2 separate regions of the Homo sapiens genome follow, and region 2 is linked to region 1. A link is an interaction called in ENCODE POLR2A ChIA-PET data of the cell type or tissue named here. Cell type or tissue: Panc1. All regions are shown on one strand. Links, peaks and the distances in the headings refer to the core of each region. The heading gives the core; the rest is flanking DNA. Region 1 overlaps SPTAN1 (spectrin alpha, non-erythrocytic 1). Region 2 has its middle 4.7 kb from the start of SET.

Region 1 (4,343 bases), core at 1-4,000:
CCTGTTCGGATCCACCGTGTCCAGGATTGCCTCGAACTCAGGGTCAGGTTCCCCTTCCTCCACCATGGGCAGGTCATAGCCCAGGGAGCGCAGGCAAGATTTGAACTCCTGATGGTTCAGCCTGCCAGACTTGTCCTTGTCAAAGTGTCTGCAGCACAAAGCCGAGGGCGGCTCAGCAGGCAGCCCTGCTGCCGAACACCCCCCACCCAGCCAGGGCGAGTAAGGCTGAACTCACTTAAACATCATGCTGAATTCTTTGAGGGCCTCCTCAGTCACACCTGTTGTGTTCCTGGAAGAAAAACAGAAATTAGGGAACAGACCCTCCACACAGCAGGTGACTGTGTCTTTTCCTCCCCCTGCTCTGGGCTGAGCCTGGCCCACAGCCCTCCCGGGTACCTGGCCTGGATCTGCTGCTCCAGGTTGTGCTGCATGCGCATGCCCAGCTGGTCCAGCTGGTCCCACTGCTGGGCGAGGCCCACGGTGCTGTGCTCCGTGTACTTGTTGTCCAGGATGAGGGCCTCCTCCATGGCGGCCCCCAGGTCCTCGATCTTTTTGAGCTGACTTCTCATGGCTCGGATTTCCTGGTGCTTGCGCTGCAGGGGTGGGGAGCACAGATGCTCAGACGGGGGCCCTCAGCTCAGTCACCAGCCCAGGAGCCACTTACTGCCCTCTGGTTCCTGCTCCAGGCCTGGCCTGAGACCTCGTAAAACAAGAACATTCTAGAATAGGAATAGTGGGATGGGGTGAAGCTGAAGAAATCCCAACCACCTCAATAGAGGGAGAGACTTTCAATGTGAGGGTTCCAAAGCAGCTGGTAGACCTGCCAGAGGGCAGTGCACGCCAAGGACAAGTACGGCGAGGACTCCAGGAAGCAGTGGCCAAAGATTTTTATAAATTTTTTTGAGATGGAGTCTCACTGTCGCCTAGGCTAGAGTGCAGTGGCGCAATCACGCTCACTGCAACCTCCCGGGTTCAAGTGATTCTCCTGCCTCAATCTCCTGAGTAGCTGGAACTAACAGGTGCCCATCACCACACCTGCCTAATTTTTGTATTTTTAGTAGAGGCGATGTTTCACTGCATTGACCAGGCTGGTCTTGAATTCCTAGGCTCAAGTGATCTGCCTGTCTTGGCCTCCCAAAGTTCTGGGATTATAGGCATGAGCCACTGCACCCAGCCTTATTTTTAAGACAAGGTCTTGCTATATATTGCCCATGCTGGACTTTGAGCAGGTGTAGGCCACCATGCCCAAGTAATTTTTTTCAGAGGGAGTTTTGCTCTTGTCACCCAGGCTGGAGTGCAATGGCCTGATCTCGGGTCACTGCAACCTCCGCATCCCAGAATCAAGTGATTCTCCTGCCTCAGCCTCCTGAGTAGCTGGGATTACAGGTGCCTGCCACCACACCCAGCTAATATTTTGTATTTTTAGTAGAGATGGGGTTTCCCCATGTTGGCCAGGCTGGTCTCGAACTCCTGACTTCAAGCAATCCACCCGCCTCGGCTTCCCAAAGTGCTGGGATTACAGGTGTAAGTCACCACACCCAGCCCCAAAGACTTTCTTTAAAGTGAAGAGCCCTCGGCCGGGAGTGGTGGCTCATGCTTGTAATCCCAGCACTTTGGGAGGCTGAGGTGGACAGATCACTGGAGATCAGGAGTTCCAGACCGGCCTGGCCAACAAGGCAAAACACTGTCTCTACTAAAAATATAAAAACTAGGCCAGATGTGGTGGCTCACGCTTGTAATCCCAGCACTTTGGGAGGCCGAGGCGGGCAGATCAGCCGAGGTCAGGAGTTCGAGACCAGCCTGCCTGGCCAACATGGTGAAACCCTGTCTCTACTAAAAATACAAAAATTACCCAGGTGTGGTGGTGGGCGCCTGTAATCCCAGCTACTTGGGAGGTTGAGGCAGGAGGATCACTTGAACCCAGGAGGTGGAGGTTGCAGTGAGCCAAGACCACGTCCATTGCACTCCAGCCTGGGCAACAAGAGTGAAACTCCATCTCAAAAGATAATTAAAAATAAACAAAAATTAGCCAAATGTGGTGGCACACATCTGTAGTACAGCTATTTGGGAGGCTGAGGCAGGAGAATTGCTTGACCTGGGAGGTGGAGGTTGCAGTGAGCCAATATCGCACCACTGCACTCCAGCCTGGGCGAGAGAGAGATTCCATGAAGAAAGAAAGAAAAGAGAGAGAGATAGTGAAGAGCCCTAGACTGCTTTAGGCCAAGGGAAAAGGGTACAATAATAGCACATCTGGTTCCTGACTTTAAGCCAGGAAGGGAAGGGGTACCCTGGGGGGTGGCTGGGTGAAGGGTCTCTGCTGGGCCAGAGCCCCACGGGCACTTACTTTGGTAGCTTCAAGCTGGGATTCGAGGGTCCCCGACTCTTCCACCATACAGGACCTAAACGTGGAAGGACAGTGAGGAAAGGGGCCTGCTCCCAGCTGGCCGAGAGCTCAGAATGAACCTTCTCTCAGAGAGAGCAATGCCTGGCAACCTCACATTCCTTTTAAGGAAACCAAACCTAACTGCAACTGGCCATCTTTACCTAATGGGCCCCAGGGATCGAGGGATGGCAGGGAGCATTTCTCCCGTTTTAGAGATGGGAAGCTGCTGCCTTGGTGTGGGCCAGGGCTGAGCCCACTCGTCTTGCTCCCAAGGCCAGGATGACTCAGGAATGGAGTTTAAATTCCCCCATGGGTGCAGGGTGGCTGCAGGCCTGTCTGAGCATCCTCTCTGCAGCCATGTGGGGGATGGCACACCCTGACACCTGACAGACAGGAGACCTCAGGGCAGAGGGGAGGCTGAGAACCTGACAGCCTCCCCACAGAAACCCTGGAGTGTCCCGGCAAGGTTCCTGAGGGAGGGAGCCCCATTCTAGGGGGAATGAGAGCACGACCCTGCAGACAAAGGACACAAGTGGAGTGCTGGGAGATCACGACCAACTGTGCCAAAAGGAGAGAGATGGCTGTGACTAAACCCCAGATCCCGGTTCCATCCTCTAGACACAGCCAGGGAGGGAGCCTCCTCTCTAGGACCAAGTTCTGAGAGCAGATGGGCTCTGGGGAGCCTCCTTCCCAAGAGAACACAGTGCCAGGTCACAGAGGCTACCAGTAAACAAAGACAACAAACGAGTTAGGGTTACGTGCAGGGACGAATCACACGGTGCGTGTGGCCTTGGTGGGGTTTTAGCCCAGGCTCCCCTGTACCCACATTCACCCCAACCTACCCTTTTAAAACCCGGCGAGCCAGGGTTAGCTCTGCAATCTCCCCAGGTTCAAAGTGCTCTAGCAAGGCAAGGCACCAGGCTTCCTCCTACCCCAGCAGGTCAGACTCACAGTCACGCCATGTCCCCCCGGGGAAAATGCCCCCCAGGACCTGGGGGCAGGAGGCTGGGTGCCGGTGCAGTGGGAGGACAGACCCCTCCTTCCCAAGCAGCCGAGGGCGGCAGGTTAGTCAGGGTGGAGCCGCCTGGGGATGTCAAGAGTGCATCAGTAAAGCCACAGTGAGGTAAGAAGAGAAATAAGGAGAAAAACCTTCCAGACAGATCATCCCCAACTTCATACTGATAGACACGAATGACCCGACGATATGCTATGCTATTCAAAGAAAAGAAACCAAATGAATACACCAAAGGGAGGGGAGGCAAGAGCACACTGCAACAGACACACACAAAGCCCAAGCTGGCAGGGCGCAGGCAAGGGCAACCTGGTGCCCGGCGGGTACCTGGAGGCAGCAGGCCCAGTGGTTCACCCCAGGCAGCTCACACTAGGAATGGGCAAGATGGGCAGGGCTTGGGAGGAGCCATAAGGTGAGGGGAGCGTGGCACCTCACGGAGACAAGAGCAAGACCAGCAGACACAGGCATGGGGCAGGGAGGGGAGTCAGGTGGCCAGGGTGTCCTACGGGCACAGGCCGGAAACTGCGATCCCTACGTCCCCAGCTGCTCTGCCATCAGAATGTGTGGCCCGGCTGGATGGGTCTATTTCTCCCCTGGCCGCCTATACAGGCTTGATGTGCCTGGGTGCAGAGCCTCAGGAGTGCAGGCCAAGCCACTCCAGTCCCAGCAGCCCTGGCTTTCACAGCAGGCTTGGCAGATTACAAAGGTGACCCGGCCAGGCAGAGGCCCCAGGCCAAGCAGAGAAGTCCCTGCCGGGACTGGGCGGGACAGCCCAGCCCTGCTCCTCCCTGGGGCTCCTCCCACGTCCTGTCTATCACATAACGGGTGCATTTTTGCCTTCTATTAGGGCGGACAGTCTTGTTACCCTCCCTGACCCCAGGAAAGTAAAGTGGCAGCCTCAGCTACTTAGGGGGTGTCAGTGCCCAGCCCTTCTCAGCTGTGGACTTA
Region 2 (4,363 bases), core at 1-4,000, 54 kb before region 1:
CTCAGTTTTTTTAATGTGACCAACAGTCAGAAGTACTTTTGACATCATGACCTAGCACACACAAACCAAAACTTACCCTTACCAAGGGTGATGTGATTCTAATTTCCTATTTAAAATGCAGGTCACACCCCACCAAATTGATTTCACGACCCGCTCCTGGGCTGAGTCTGTCTGAGAACACTATGCCAAGGGCTGGCTGCTTCCATCCTCAAAGCCTGACCCATAGGGTCACTCCTGACCCACAATGTCTCCTAAGTGCCTTATCTGCCTGTTTCCCAAGCACCTGCAGGGGTCCCAGGGAACCCTGTAATGCCTTCTGATGGGGGAGTGGGCTTTCAGGTTCCCTTTCTGGCCTCCCAACCCTCCCTGCCACCTCCCTGCCCCTCTTTTCCTGCCCTTCCCCACACAGTGCTTCTCAAGATAAATATGAGCACACTAGGAAGTTGAAGAGAAAGAGAAAGCAAAAGGGCCAGGGGTGTGAGTAAACACAGGCGAGCCGGGGGCACACTGAGAGGTTATTCACCCACTCTTAGGACTCTGCTCTCTCCCCGTCTCCAACACCAGAAGCTCTGCATTCTCTCTTCTTGGCCTCTCCCCTCACTCAGAATTCCTCCCTTGCCTCTCTCCTCTCCTCCTGGCCCCTCTGGTTGTTTTTTTTTTTGTTGTTGTTGTTGTTGTTCTTGTCGCCCAGGCTGGAGTGCAATGGCACGAACTCGGCTCATTGCAACCTCCGCCTCCGGAGTTCAAGCAATTCTCCTGCCTTAGCCCCCCAAGTAGCTGGGATTACAGGCATGCATCGTCACGCCTGGCTAACTGTCTTTGGTAGAGATGGGGTTTAGCCATGTTGGCCAGGCTGGTCTTGAACTTCTGACCTCAGGTGATCTGCCCACCTCGGCCTCCCAAAGTGCTGGGATTACAGGCGTCAGCCACCGCGCCCGGCCCCCGGCTCCCTTTGAAGAGGACAGAACCCCACCGCCAGAAAGACTGGAACAGAGAGAGGCTGGCATTCCCCCACAGTGCTGCAGTGTCCCAAGCACAGACCAAAAAATCTCCAGAGCCTGGAACATCTCCCCCGCCACAGACACATACACATCTCTTTGAGCCTCCTGTTCTGATCTGTAAAATTGGGATGTCCACAGCATACGGCTGTGAGGATAGAGAAGTGCTTGGCACAGCTTCTGGCATGCCATCAGTGCCTACTAAGCAGCAGGAGCTGTTCTTTGGGTTTAGATGAACCCCCTCACACCTTTCCATCCCTTCCAGTCCTGTTAATGCTCCCAGGAAGCTCACTGGAAGGAAACTAGGAAGACTCACCCACATTTTGCTGCGCACAAATGCACTCTAGAGCACTGATGATGTGCTAGGCGCTGTCTAGTGCTCCCCTTAGATTTCAGACTCACAGCAAGCCTGGAGATCAGTACTGTGGATCCCATTTTATAGAAGAGAAAACAAGCACAAGTTGTTTTATGTGGCTCACCCAGCAAGGTAGGTTTCAAGCTGGGCAGGAGGTCTCTGCATCCCATGTGGAGGAAAAGGGACTGAGACCCAGTAAAAGTGCCAACAGGTCCACACTGAGCCCTGAGGTAGGACTCCTCCTCAGTGCTTCTTCCATAAGAGTTGCCTGCCCTCAGCCAATCAAAGCTTCCCGTTTCCTTGCAGGCCCTGGGCCTATCCACACCCAGCCCAGGAAGGCTCCACCACAACCCTCCCCTATGAGCCAGACCTAGTCACCAGAACAGTCAACTCTCTATCCAGCTCCAGCTACGTCTCCCAAAATGCAGCCCTCACCTCTAAGTTTAATGGGGGGAAGGGCAGGCATGAAACTGCTGGTTACAATGTAATGACAAGAGGGTGAGGCAGCATGACTCTGGGACTCCTAACTCCCAAGTGTTGGGGCTCACAGATTGCCCACAGGAAGTGACTTTCCAGCAGAGAGCTGGAGGTGGTGCACAGGTAAGGAGAGGAAAGGGCAAGTGGGTGTCTAGGCCCCGAGATCAGAGGGTAGAGTCCCAAGAGGTCAAGGTGAAGGGTACCACCTTGAGGGAGGCCTCCAGGTGGGGAGTCTCAGAAGTGTGAACCAGGAGAGGTCGGCGGGGACCGGGTTGGCGGGCCAGAGAAGTTTCTGAGCACCTGGAGGACGCGGGGAGGCAAGGGAGGGGTTTAAGCCGGGGAGTGGGCCACGTGATTGGCTATGCTCAGGCTGAAGGGGAGGAGGAGGAAGCTGGAAGCCAAGATGAGGAGGTGGCAGAGATTCAGGCCAGAGTTGTGGGCCGCCGTCGGCAGCAAGAACAGAGAGAGAGGTGGACAGATCTGAGAGATACTGAGGTAGAACCACCAGGAATCGGGGATTTGGCTGGATGTGGAGGGGTGAAGGAGGGGCCTCAGGCTGGCTGGCAGTGCCCCTTGCCAAGAAAGGGAGCCCCAGAGGAGGAAGTTTGGGGGCTGGGGAGACAAGCTCAGGGGTCAGTGTTGAGTTGGGGGCAGGGATGAGCTCCCGTGCACTCCCGTTCTCCCAGTCTAGTCCCTTCTGGTTCTTCACGCAAACTTAATCCACCATCCCAGGTTTAAAACCCTTTGGGGGTGCTTAGGGGTCACATCTCAAGAGGGATTGGGGGGTAAAAATCAGAGAGTCAATCCTTGCAAATCCCTTAAATCTCCAATAAAACTTAGCGCAGAAACGTACCTCCCTTCTTCGGCAAGCCTGCAGAGGCCGATGTCTCCTCCGGTCCCAGAGCAGGAGGTGGTCTTGGTTTCTTCTTTTGAGGCGGGAGTGGAGACTGGCGTTTAGGGGCCATGCTGTTAGGGAAGTCCCAGAACCAGACCACGAGTCTCCTCGCCCGTCCGGAAGCAGGCTGAACACTGAGACTGCCCCAGGTGCCAGCGGCTTAAATCTGCACTGGAGCCGCCCTGCCTGGAAGGGATATTTACATGACAGTGGGACACACACCCCGGCCCCCTCCCCCAGCCTCATCCCACCCACCCTCCAATCAGGAGAAATTTCTTTTAGTTGCTCTCTGCCTCGCTCTGCAGGGGCACTCTTGGCTTTGGGGGAGGGGGCAAGTTCTTCCTTGAGGAGAGGATCCCTGTGCTTTCTAGACCTCCTGGTTTCACGTGAAACCCCCGCAGCCTATCCCCCAGTTCGTTCCCAAACCCCCAGGTAGACAGGCCTGCCCCTACTGAGAACTTATCCTCTTTTTTTTTTCCTTTGGCCTCCAAAAGATTTAAACACGTGCTGTTGCCTCACCTAAGCTTGGAACATTCCTCAGTAAACCACACCCCCACTGCCCGGTTTCGCTAACTCCTTCCTGACCTCCCTTGTCTCTGCTTGAAGGGATAGATTAATGTTGAAAAAAAGATTTCCCAATCAAGAATTACAAAGGAATTAGATGCCTGCTTTAAAAAAAAAAAAAAGAAGAAAGAAAGAATTACAGAGAAAGAGGGAAAAGCAGGAAACTTTGGAGACTTGGAGTATTTATTCATTCTTCACTTGTTTCAGAAAGGGATACAAGTTAAGAGAAGAGGGTTTATTTTAGCTGGGCGTGGTGGTGGGCACCTGTAATCCCAGCTACTTGGGAGGCTGAGGCAGGAGAATCGCTTGAACCTGGGAGGTGGAGGTTGCAGTGAGCCGAGATCGTGCCACTGCACTCCAGCCTAGGCGACAGAGCGGGACCCTGTCTCAAAAAAAGACTTTTTTTTTTTTTTAAGACAAGGTCCCAGCCGGGCGCAGTGACTCAAGCCTGTAATCCCAGCACTTTGGGAGGCTGAGGCAGGCGGATCACGAGGTCAGGAAATCGAGACCATCCTGGCTAACATGGTGAAACCCCGTCTCTACTAAAAATACAAAAAAATCAGCCGAGCGTGGAGGTGGGCACCTGTAGTCCCAGCTACTCACGAGGCTGAGGCAGGAGAATGGTGTGAACCCGGGAGGCGGAGCTTGCAGTGAGCTGAGATCGCAACACTGCACTCCAGCCTGGGCGACAGAGCGAGACTCCGTCTCAAAAAAAAAAAAAAAAAAAAAGACAAGGTCCCATCCTGTCTCTGAGGCTCAAGTACATTAGTGATCATGGCTCACGGCAGCCTCAACTTCCCAGGCTCAGGTGATCCTCCCACCTCAGCCTCCTGAGTAGCTGGGACTACAGACGTCACCACCATGCCTGGCTAATTTTTTGTATTTTTAGTAGGCACAGGGTTTGGCCATGTTGCCCAGGCTGGTCTCCAACTCCTGGTCCCAAGCCAACTGCCCACCTCAGCCTCCCAAAGTGCTAGTATTACAGGCATAAGCCACCACACCAGACCAGAAGAATTTTTACTATTTATTTATTTATAGAAAGAGTCTCACTCTGGGCCAGGTGCGGTGGCTCAT

The links. ChIA-PET counts read pairs that join two places held together with the same protein. Peaks named below come from ENCODE experiments on the same cell type or tissue, not always from the same donor. Only the 100,000 strongest peaks of a DNase experiment are listed, where the experiment ranks them.
Region 2: POLR2A ChIA-PET joins it to region 1 with 11 read pairs; 26 of 35 experiments call an interaction of 5 or more read pairs at or near these places.

The regions. Positions count from the first base shown.
Region 1 is chr9:128,628,377-128,632,719 of GRCh38, reverse strand. SPTAN1 (spectrin alpha, non-erythrocytic 1) reads right to left here. Exons shown (of 57, transcript NM_001130438.3): 52 at 2,345-2,399; 53 at 397-593; 54 at 236-289; 55 at 2-148. Among named protein-coding and RNA genes, the nearest start is that of DYNC2I2, 26 kb to the left of the region's middle. In Panc1, for the core only: no CTCF peak of the experiment used is centred there; no DNase peak of the experiment used is centred there.
Region 2 is chr9:128,682,328-128,686,690 of GRCh38, reverse strand. It overlaps a transcript of DYNC2I2 not described here and a transcript of SET not described here. Among named protein-coding and RNA genes, the nearest start is that of SET, 4.7 kb to the left of the region's middle. RefSeq lists enhancers at 523-622, 663-752, 1,958-2,047, 2,461-3,098, 3,099-3,735. In Panc1, for the core only: no CTCF peak of the experiment used is centred there; a DNase peak (open chromatin) is centred at 1,696; H3K4me3 peaks cover 3,424 bases; H3K27ac peaks cover 3,587 bases.